2 separate regions of the Mus musculus genome follow, and region 1 is linked to region 2. A link is a loop called in an ENCODE intact Hi-C map of the cell type or tissue named here. Cell type or tissue: left cerebral cortex. All regions are shown on one strand. Each heading gives the region's core, and the rest is flanking DNA. Links, peaks and the distances in the headings are about the cores only. Region 1 overlaps Ghitm (growth hormone inducible transmembrane protein). Region 2 holds the start of Rgr (retinal G protein coupled receptor).

Evidence for each region. A loop is a pair of places that touch in the nucleus more often than their neighbours do. Peaks named below come from ENCODE experiments on the same cell type or tissue, not always from the same donor. Only the 100,000 strongest peaks of a DNase experiment are listed, where the experiment ranks them.
Region 1: it touches region 2 in a loop (2.7-fold over the local background); 4 of 42 quality-filtered maps call a loop at or near these places.

The regions. Positions count from the first base shown.
Region 1 is chr14:37,124,571-37,129,953 of GRCm38, reverse strand. It overlaps Ghitm (growth hormone inducible transmembrane protein), which reads left to right. Exons shown (of 9, transcript NM_078478.5): 6 at 2,259-2,367; 7 at 3,864-4,052; 8 at 4,623-4,794. Among named protein-coding and RNA genes, the nearest start is that of Ghitm, 8.1 kb to the left of the region's middle. In left cerebral cortex, for the core only: a CTCF peak has its summit at 2,088 (motif pointing right); a DNase peak (open chromatin) is centred at 2,106.
Region 2 is chr14:37,046,040-37,051,422 of GRCm38, reverse strand. It overlaps Rgr (retinal G protein coupled receptor), which reads left to right and starts at 2,409. Exons shown (of 7, transcript NM_021340.4): 1 at 2,409-2,574; 2 at 4,426-4,582. The coding sequence starts at 2,496. It also overlaps a transcript of Lrit1 not described here. In left cerebral cortex, for the core only: no CTCF peak of the experiment used is centred there; a DNase peak (open chromatin) is centred at 2,231.

The DNA.
Region 1 (5,383 bases), core at 158-5,157, 79 kb before region 2:
TACTGGCTAGTTCATATTGTTGTTCCACCTATAGGATTGCAGACCCCTTCAGCTCCTTGGGTGCTTTCTCTAGCTTCTCCATTGGGGGCCCTGTGTTCCATCCAATAGATGACTGACTGTGAGCATTCTAGGCCAGCTCTTTACCACTAACTAGCATTGTATGATTTCAGATGCGGGTTGTGCTGCTCTGGTGGAGATCCAGAGTGCACTGTGTAGTATGTGCAGTAAGAAATAGACATTTGAAAATGAAGTAGAAAGTCAGCTTGAAAAACTGCCTTGGAGCATCAGGGCAGTTCTGTGGAGGAGACTTGGTTCTTCAGGGTTGGTGCTGGCTAACATGTTTGATTGCAAAAGAGGACAGAGTCAGTCCAGGCTGACCAAGCAGCTGAGCAAAGGAGAAGAGCTAGGCAGACCGAATGGGAAAAGTGCTTTATAGTCCATTTGAGGGAAATGCCAAGGCTTGTGAGGTCTAAAGGGTGAGAGGTTGTGGTTAGAAAGGGTATCTTTCATTTCCAAGCTGAGGCAAAGTACATAAACAGAGAGCACTTGTAGAGAGTGGGGTGGCTGGGGAAAATGTGGTTCTGTTGAGTGTTAAGAACGAATGTGAGAGAGAGACTCATAAGCAGGTGCACCAGCTGTGCCATGCCTCTGCGCGTCAAAATGACTGATCAGAACAGTCAGTCTAATGTGTGCTGCAGTGATTGTGAGCAAGGCACGAGATGGAAATCAAACACTTGTTTCCTGTAGTTGGGAACCCAGAACTATGAGTTTGGAATCATATTTCCTGTGCCTTGAACTCTTAAGACAAGAATCATGGGGTGCTGGGGAGATAGCTCAGGAGGTAAGAGCACTGACTGCTCTTCTGAAGGTCCTGAGTTCTATTCCCAGCAACCACATGGTGGCTCACAACCATTAGTAATGAGATCCTAAACACTCTACTGGTATGTGTCTCAAGACAGCTATAGTGTACTCATATAAATAAAAATAAATAAATAATATTTTTTTAAAAGAGAATTCGTTGTGGGGCACACTTTTAATTCTAGGAGTTGGAAGACAAAGGCAGATGGATCTCTAAATTCAAGGTCTTTGTGATCTACATACTATGTTCTAGGATATCCAGGAACTTGACTCAAGAAAACTACTGCCAGCCTTGCTACAAACTGAGTTCTTTGACAGTGAGGGTTGATAGAAGACCTTGTTCTCAAAAACCAACCAACTAAATAAACATAAAACAAACAAAAGAAAAATAAATCAAACCAACAAACAAAAAACATCCTGGCAGAGCAGTGAGATAGGTCAGCAGATAAATTTCTAACTGAGCTCCAAATGCAAACCTGAGGTCTTGTGTTCATCTCAGAATCCACAACAGGAAGAAGAGAACCAGTTTTCATAAAGCTGTGCTCTCACCTCCACATGCAAGCCATTACTGTATATACATATCATAAATGCGCAGAGACACATTCATACCCTTCCTTTCTACCTGACCGAATGACTTATTGCAGGAGCTTTTCGGGTAGGCTCTTTGCGCAATAGTGACAGATCTGTCCCATCCTAATGGCACTTCAAGATGTTAGGTCTCAAACCTGGAACAAATGGCTGAGGTGTCTATTTAACATATCAAAATAGACCAGACCACCAGGTTCTCCCTACATCTCTCAGTTCCCACCTGGCACTGAGCCCTCCTGGCTGACGTACTCTCTCAGTACTCTCTCAGTACTCTTAAGCACTGAGCCATCTCTCTAGCCCCACAGTGACTTCTTAGAAGCACAGTGGATACAGTTAAGGAAGTGTGAGGTTTGGGAGTATTTTTCTAATCCTACCCATTCAGTATCACTAATGTAGAATGTAGAAAGATAAAAAGCAAAATACTAGGATCTTGAAAGAAAAATATACAATTGAGATATACAACTAGGAATTTCTATGAACAAACGGTGTGGGAAGCAGTTTTTAGTCATTGTTTCTCCATTAGAAAACAGTGAGGTAGAATCCTTTATGTTTTTCAGCATCAGTTTGTTTTGGTTTTTGTCTTCCATAAAACCCAGCTGTTTTATTTTCCTGTCAGGTTGGAAATGATGTGTCTGTGGCAGTAGAGGGCGCTCTTGCTAATGTAGTCAATGCTGAAAGGATCTAGAAACAGAAGCCAAACTGTGCTGGATAAACTCACGGGATTCAGTTTAGTATTCTTCAAAGTGATTAGCTGTACTTGAATGTGTGGTCCTCTCATTTAAGGATCTGTTTCTCTTATGTGTGTCTTCCAGACAATTGGTGCGACCTTTGCAGCCATGATTGGAGCTGGAATGCTTGTACACTCAATATCATATGAGCAGAGCCCAGGCCCAAAGCATCTGGCTTGGATGCTGCATTCTGGTATGTTCTGTTAAATTCTTATTAAATTGTCTTGTATATTATTCACTTTCCTGTTATTTGTCTGACTTATTTTCCTTTTCAGTTTTTGAGGTATGCCAGACTGCCCTGCATCTTCCTACCTTCCTGTGTTAGTCTCTTGACACAGCAGACTTTTAAATAGTGGCCTTTTTGAGTGGCTCTTCAGTTTTAAATGACTTACTAAACCTCATTTTTGGAAAACACAATTTCATACAGTCACTGCTGGTACATTATTGCCAGGCCTTCACTTTAAAAGTATTGGTATTGAAGGTTGGTATGAAGATAGCTCTGAGGTTATGCTGTGAGATAAACTATGTATAAGAAAAGAGCTGAGATGCCAGCAAGGTAGCTCAGCAGATAAAGGCATTTGCTGTGCAAGCCTGGCGACCTGTGTTCAACCCCTGGTGGGGTCCCCACATAAAGATAGAAGAGAAGTAGCCCTACAGCGCTGTCCTCTGACCTCCACAGCATTACATGTATTTCTCCATACACTCTATGCACAAATGCTTTTACAGCAGTAACTTAAAACAAGAGCCAGGTCTGGTAGTATAGGCCTCTAGTTATAGCTACTTACAAGGATGAGTCAGGGAAATTAAAGACAGCCTAGTAACACTGGACCCTCTCCCAAAAGACAGGTGCAGGGTATGTAGCTCAGTGCTATTAGGCTTGCTGCACACACTTATCGCCTGATTCCTGGCATCATGAAAACTAAAGGAACAACTTTACATTATTCCTCTGTTGAAATAATTTTGTAATGTAGGATCGTCCAGTTGGGGAGATTTTGTTGATGTTTGGTAATTGGAAATAATATGCCACTGTAATATTTTGCTGTTTTGTTTTTTCAAGACAGGGTCTCACTATGTAGCTCTGGCTGTCCTGGAGCTCACTATGTAGAACAGGCTGGCCTCCAACTCAAAGAGATCCGCCTGCTTCTGCTTTCCTAGTGCTGTGATTAAAGACAGGTACCACTATGCCTGCCTACCCTGTAATCCGTAAGGAAGATTTTTGTAAATCCTGACAACTGAGCTTTCTTCTTAAAGGTTGAAAAGAGCTGTGTTCCTTATTAGGTGAGGCAAATTCAGTGTCTGCCTGTCTACATTTCAGTTCCACCACACACTTCCCTTTCAGTTCTTCCCTTTGAGCAGCAGGTCTGACCTTCAGCTGTCTGCTTTGTGTGAGTTCTGTCTTAATAATTGTGAAATCCAGTAGTGGTCTAAGATCAAAATAGTGGCCTTTAGTAACTTTTACAAACTTACTAAAAATGCAGGCTACTGTTGGAATTGTGACCCAGTATTGATGTGGTAGAGAGTTTGTATAGTCATATATATTAATTGTATAATTTAGATGGTAATATAGAACTACCTAAATGTAAAATTTGTTGTGTTTACATTGCTTAGCATAAGGATCACCTTCACAGTGAGATCTTCTCCTTGATGATCATTTAGTAGATATTCAATAAGACTTTGTTGTCTCCCCAGGTGTGATGGGTGCAGTTGTGGCTCCTCTGACGATCTTAGGGGGGCCTCTTCTCCTGAGAGCCGCATGGTACACCGCTGGTATTGTGGGAGGCCTCTCTACTGTGGCCATGTGTGCGCCTAGTGAGAAGTTTCTGAACATGGGAGCACCCCTGGGAGTGGGCCTGGGTCTTGTCTTTGCGTCTTCTCTGGGTAAGCTGCTATGCCTTAAAGGGTTCAGGTACTCTGAAGAATTAAGATTTAGTTTTTAAAGCTATTTAAAAGATTTGATTGGGGTTTGATTATTTCAATGCATCATAAAATCTTGGCTTATAGTTAACTATTCTTTTTATTAAATTACTTGGAAATGATCAAGCTGACTTGGAAATTGCTCTAATGTTCACAAGTAACCCATTGGAGAAATGACTACCCATAAAATGTATAAGTACCTACTCAAATGTCAAGAAATACAAAGGTAGCCTTAAATAATGGAAACTATAAATCCAGTTGTAGGAGAATTTTTTTTTAAGATTATTTATTTTATGTAGAATAGCACACTGTAACTGTCTTCAGGCACACCAGAAGAAGACATCGGCTCCCATTACAAATTGTTGTGAGCCACCATATGGTTGCTGGGAATTGAACTCAGAACGTCTGGAAGAATAGTCAGTGCTTTTAACCGCTGAGCCATCTCTCTAGCCCAGGAGATTCCTTTTTATAAAATATATATATGTGTGTGTGTATGTATATATATATATATATGTAATTTTTTTCTTGTTTCAGGGTCTATGTTTCTTCCCCCTACCTCTGTGGCTGGTGCCACTCTGTACTCAGTGGCAATGTATGGTGGATTAGTTCTTTTCAGCATGTTCCTTCTGTATGATACTCAGAAAGTAATCAAACGTGCAGAAATAACACCCATGTATGGAGCTCAAAAGTATGATCCCATCAATTCGTAAGTAATCCTTATTGTTACTACTGTGTTCCATGGTGTTTTGTATTGTGTGTATTAGTTTCACAGGGTACCACCATAACACAGTAGCATAAGACAGGTGGCTTAGAATTTATTCTCTTCAGTTTCTGAGGCTAGAGTATTAGGCAGGATGGGGAGCTCTGAAGGCTCTGAGAGAGAATCTGTCCTCTGTCTCTCAGCTGCTTATGAGTGCTGGTGATCCTTGGCTAGTAGATAGCCACCTCGACCTTCATCTGCCATTCTTCCTTGCCAGGGTCCAGCCCCAGCATGTGGTGTTTCTTCTTTCTTGTCAGTTCTTCTTGAGGCTGCAGAGGGGGAAGAGGGTAGGCGGAGGGTAAGACTTTGTCTTACGAGTTTCTGGGGTAAGACTTTGTCTTACAAGAAATTTAAGGTTGCTATATAATAAAAAGTTTACTTATCTAAGTCTAAGTTACTATGCTGTTGTAGCTGACCTGCCTTCTGTGTTTCTCTGAGGCCAGAAACTGCAGTCTCAGGCACTTAGTACCCCATCCTAAAACAGCAAGAGATTAAGTAAAGGATTAATTGCTAGAGCCTTTTCCCTATTGCCCAG
Region 2 (5,383 bases), core at 231-5,230:
GAACTCTTCTGACAAGTGTTTTCTGAGAACACAAAGAAGCTGTATTCCAGAGATAACCAAGTTGGACCTTGTGCTGCAGCTGGACCTGGTAATGTGCAGGAGTCACGCAGGTGGTACTGATTTTGAAGTCATGAAGGAGTCATGGAGAGCAGCTGAGGTTTGGAATTGTGAAAGGCTATTGGTGAAGATACAGCTTGCAGTTGATGGCACAGTACTTAAGGGGTCATAGAAAGAAGTTGAGGCTTGGCACCATAAAGGGAGCCTATGAGAGGTTATTGGTGAGGCCAAGTTTCAGTGAAAACCCTCAGTGTGCTAGAGATGCCAGTACCATGGAATGGTCACCAAGAGCAGAAGCACCAATGGAGTAGAGTTAACCAGATCCTGGAGTGTCACATAGAGCAGAGCTGGATGTGACTGAAGCCCTTTGTAAGAGCTCAGAAGATCATGTGTGGATCCCAGACCCTGGAACAAAAATCTGTATAATGCTGAAGTTTCATTGAAGACCTCAGACTTTAGAGATACCAGAGCTATGGGATACCTGCTGAGAAAAGCTGCTAACAGGGAGTGGAACCAGACCAGGAAAAAGAAGTTTGTTACAGTCAACAAAGATGAATGGAATTGGAGATCTGATGAGCACTCTGACATTAGAAATGGAGATGCAGAGTTTGGAGTTTGCCTAGCTCTTTTTTGGGGTGTGGGGTGGGGTGGGTCCTTGTTTGCTCCAGTATTTCCTCACAATGACAATTTAGAATGATGGTGTATACACTGCGGTATTTGAGGTATGTGATCTGCTTTTTGATTTTGACTTTATAGGAGATTACAGATAAGTGATCAAATGAAACTCAGAAAAGACTTTGACCTTTAGACTTTTAACATTATTGAGAATGCCATAGACTATGGAGACTTTTGAAGTGGGGACTAAATTTATTTTGCATCATGCTTTGGCTAGGTATGGCCTCCATAGACTCATCTGTTCGAACAAGCCTAAGGGAGCCAAGGGGTGGAATGTGGTGGTTTGAATATGCTTGGCCCAGGAAGGACACTATTAGGAGGTATGGACTTGCTGGAAGAAGCTTGTCACTGTGGGAGTGGGCTTTGAGATCCTTTTTCTACCTTGATGATAATGGACCAAACGTCTGAACCTGTAAACCAGTCCCAATTAAATGTTTTCTTTTATAAGAGTTGCCTTGGTCATGGTGTATACTCACAGCAATGTAAACTCTAAGATGGGGGACAATGGGAGGTGCCAGGGCCTACATGATAGAAGGACAGGCATTGTTACAATTCCACCTACCACTCACTACATGGTCTTGGACTGATTTGCAACCAACTTCTCTCCAATGTCCTCCTCGGAAATAGAGATGTCCTGGCATCTCACCCATGGGGTTATATTTAGGAGGCTTTTGATGATCATCCACTAGTTCAGTCTAATATCTACTACTTTAATAGACATGAGTTCCTTTGCTAATAACCCTCTGGGATTTAGTTTCTCCATCTGAAAATTAGTTGTCCTGTGGCTCATTGTTTTCTCGTGAGAATTTCAGCATGAGCCAGTACAAAAGTTGTACCAAGACCTTGTGTGTAGAAGCCGAAGTTCTTAGTGGGTCATGAGGTACTTTCAAAAAGAATGCAAGCCATTCTTTATCCTGAGAGATATTTTATGATTGCATAGCTCAATGGCTGTCTGTGAGACAGGAAGTGAAGCCCTAAATCCATGATGGAGTTCAACCAGCACTTAACTAGGGAAGGGCATGAAGCAGAAATGACTCAGTTGACAGGAAAACCATCCAATGGCAGCAGTGCAGAGCAGACAGCCAGTCATGGCAGACTCAGTACCAGAGGTCAAGGGTCAGGTACTAGTCAACATTTGCTTTATGACAGCACGTAACTTTACAAACCTCACCCTGCCCACCAAATGCTTGCCTACACATACTTCTGAGCCTGTGAATGAACATACAACACACACCCACACACATGCAAATGCACGCGCACACACACACACACACTCACACACACACACACACACACAGAGAGAGAGAGAGAGAGAGAGAGAGAGAGAGAGAGAGAGAGAGAGATGCACACACACAGGCAGCTTGTCAGCAGCTGTGCACATACAAGGATCTGGCTATCCAATTCTCGGGGACAGCTGCAGCTCAAATCCTTTCTTCCACTTCCCTCCCTTAGTTATGCAACCCTTACCCAATTCAGCTTTCACTCACACACCATTTGGATCCAAGACCTTAATCCTGCCTAGTGGGCTGGAATGAACAAGACAGAGCTCATTCCAGCTTCACAAAAGCTGCACTATCCATCTACTGAATGGATTCTTTCTATGTGAGCCAAGAGGAAGACTTAGAAGGATAAGAAATAAAAAAGGTGTTATTAGTCTACCATAATAATCTCCACATGCCAGCAAGGGAGTGACCATTTAAAAGGAGAGACCTAGCTTCAGAGAGCCAGAAAAGAGCTGTGTAGCTGACAGAGGGAGTCCAGGGATGGCAGCAACCAGGGCCCTGCCTGCTGGTTTGGGGGAACTTGAGGTGCTGGCTGTAGGAACAGTCCTGCTGATGGAAGGTGAGATCTTGGGTGAAGCAAAGACCCAGTGGTTCCCACAATCCAGGACAAAACTGTGGAGTGGGCAGAAGACTGGGTATCATATCATCGTGGCTGCCTCTCCTCTGTGTCTGGATCCAGGAGGTCTTCTCATGACAGTCCCCGTAGGATGTAGTTTGCTGCATAGGAGTCAGGAGAGAAGAGCCAGGCAGAGAGAGAGAGAGAGAGAGAGAGAGAGAGAGAGAGAGAGAGAGAGAGAGAGAGACTTGGACAGGAGCTATCTGCTTAGGAGATAACTTGGTCAAGTCTAGGGTTTTCATATCCCCAAATCCAAGAGAAAAATTTATTCTAATCCCAAGAAATTTTGCTAAGAATCTCATATTCTGAGACCAGGTCTCATAAGACTCCAGAGACAGACAACTCAGCCATCTGCTCTCTGTGAGACTTGATCAAGTAATTTCATCTCTCCGACCCTAAGAGCCTCGTCATTATAAATGGGTAGCTGCAGAGGCTAAGTACAATTCTTAGTATAAAATCATTGTCTAAATAGACATACAGGGAATTTAAGTTAATTATTCCTCTACCACCTCTGCCTACATCTGCCACTACTTCTACCTGGTCTATTCCTATCACCAAAGGCACTTCTCCAACAGCAGCAACTTGGGCCCAAGAGATACCTGCCTCAAGCTAGACTCACTAAGATGTGCAGTGAGTACAGAAATGGTCCTTCTTGATGCCAGGCTGATGGGGCACAGTCTTCATTCATACCAGGCCCAGAAGAGTAATCTTTACATTCTTGCACTTGGGGAGCACTGACAATGTGGAGGAAGTAACAGCCACTAGGACTGTCCTGAAGATCCTGGACACCTCTGAGTGGGTCTCATTTCCTGAGAACCACTGAAACTTACCCTTATTTCTGGCCCTTTCATATGCGGTGAAACTTTAATTTACATCTCTACACTTTCTGGGACCCTTTTCCATGCACTGGCCTCCACAGTTTTAAAGGAGAGATCTTTCCCTCTCTACCATTTCTCCCCTTTCTACTGAGAGCAAGATGTTACTGAGGCTGTAACCCAGGGTCCTGTGCAAGCTAGGTAAGTTCTCTGCCACTAGGTTATATCCTTAGTCGTTTTTTACCTTTTAGAATTGAGGTGGGTGAGGCGGGCTCCTTTAGACTTGTAATCCTCCTGCCTCTGCTTCTTGAGTAACTTGGCCACCAGGCCTAACTCTTGCTCTTCAGTCCTGAAACAAGAAGCCAAGGTTAAGAAAGTTCAAGGAACAGCAAGGGAGTGGCCAAGCTGAAATTTGAGGTCAGCTCTTCTGCTTGAGACTCTCTCCTGCAGTTTCACATTGCCTGGTGTCCTGGGTTACTCTGGGCTCTAAGTTGAATCCTCTTTTCGGGAGGCCATCCCTGACATCCCGCAGCCCTCGAAGAAGGAATTTTAAAATCTGAAAGACTGGAGACTGTCCCTAGCTCTGGTACTTCCTAACTGCACTTAGAGAATGCTATCTCGCATCTCCGAGCCATGGGGAGAAGACTGAATGAAAGGATTCCTGCGAAGTGCTCTTTGGGGTGCCTGATACCTGCTTGTTCAGCACTTGTCAGTGACTGACTGTCACAGCATGGGCCTCACTGGACTGTGTAGTCTTCTGCATTTTCCTGTGAGATGGTCAGTAGGCGGTGGGCAGGGAGAATCACAGGTTTTAGTACCTGGGGATCACCCCCACCAGAGCAGCATTTGAAAAGCTGTGCTGAGAGGTCACTGATGTGGAATCTGGAAGGTTACTGGAACTCCATCAACCCTAGACCCTGCTTCTCACACCCACATGGGTCTCACCAGCCTTGATACCAGTCCTCACCCTTCCTTTCAGCGCTCTCTGGCATCAGCCTCAATGGCCTGACCATCTTCTCTTTCTGCAAGACTCCAGATCTGCGGACTCCCAGCAACCTGCTGGTACTGAGCCTGGCCCTGGCAGACACTGGGATCAGCCTGAATGCCCTTGTTGCAGCGGTATCCAGCCTCCTCCGGTACCAGTCCTTTCCCCTTCTCATTCCCCTTCTCCTTCCATGGGCTGTGGGGTTTTTCTTGGGTCTTCACTTTGGGTTTATGGGCAAGCAGACCAGAGCCTTTCTCTCTACATACACACACACACACACACACACACACACACACACACACACACACATCCCAAGATCAGAGGTTAGGCAGAATGAATTAAGTTAAATTGCAATGTCTGATTATTGCTAAGGAAATAGCCAATATCTGGAATGCAAGGGCTTCTCAGATCCAACCAAAGAGACAGTGGGCTGGAGGGATTCGGAGACCAAGCCCTGCATTCAGGTTGTCTAACCTTAGGTCCCTGCTCCATTATTTCCAATCCTGGGGTACTTCTGTCAATTACATATTACAACCTAATTCATACATGTTGTTGAATGTATTGTTTTAATTATTTACAAATAGTATGGTTATTTACAAATGGCACATTTATCTATAAATAGCAATGGTTTAATTATTTACAAATACAAACTGCCTGGTAAGCCCTAAATAAAGCAAACAGGATTTAGTTGAGCATCTAATACCTCATGTGCACACAAGGATCTTTTCGTGTCCTGAAAAGTTGCCTTTGGGGCCTGAATCAGTAAGCGTTCTTCCTCTCTATGAACTAGCACTACCTATTGAGAATCTAGAGATTTGGGGGGTTACCCTCTAACTTTGCCTTCATCTATTGTGCTACTCTGGATCATTAATTTTTCTCTTGGCTTCAGTTTCCCCTCCTGCAATGGAGATATATGATCATTCATAAAGACTATTTAGTGCACTGGTGGTTC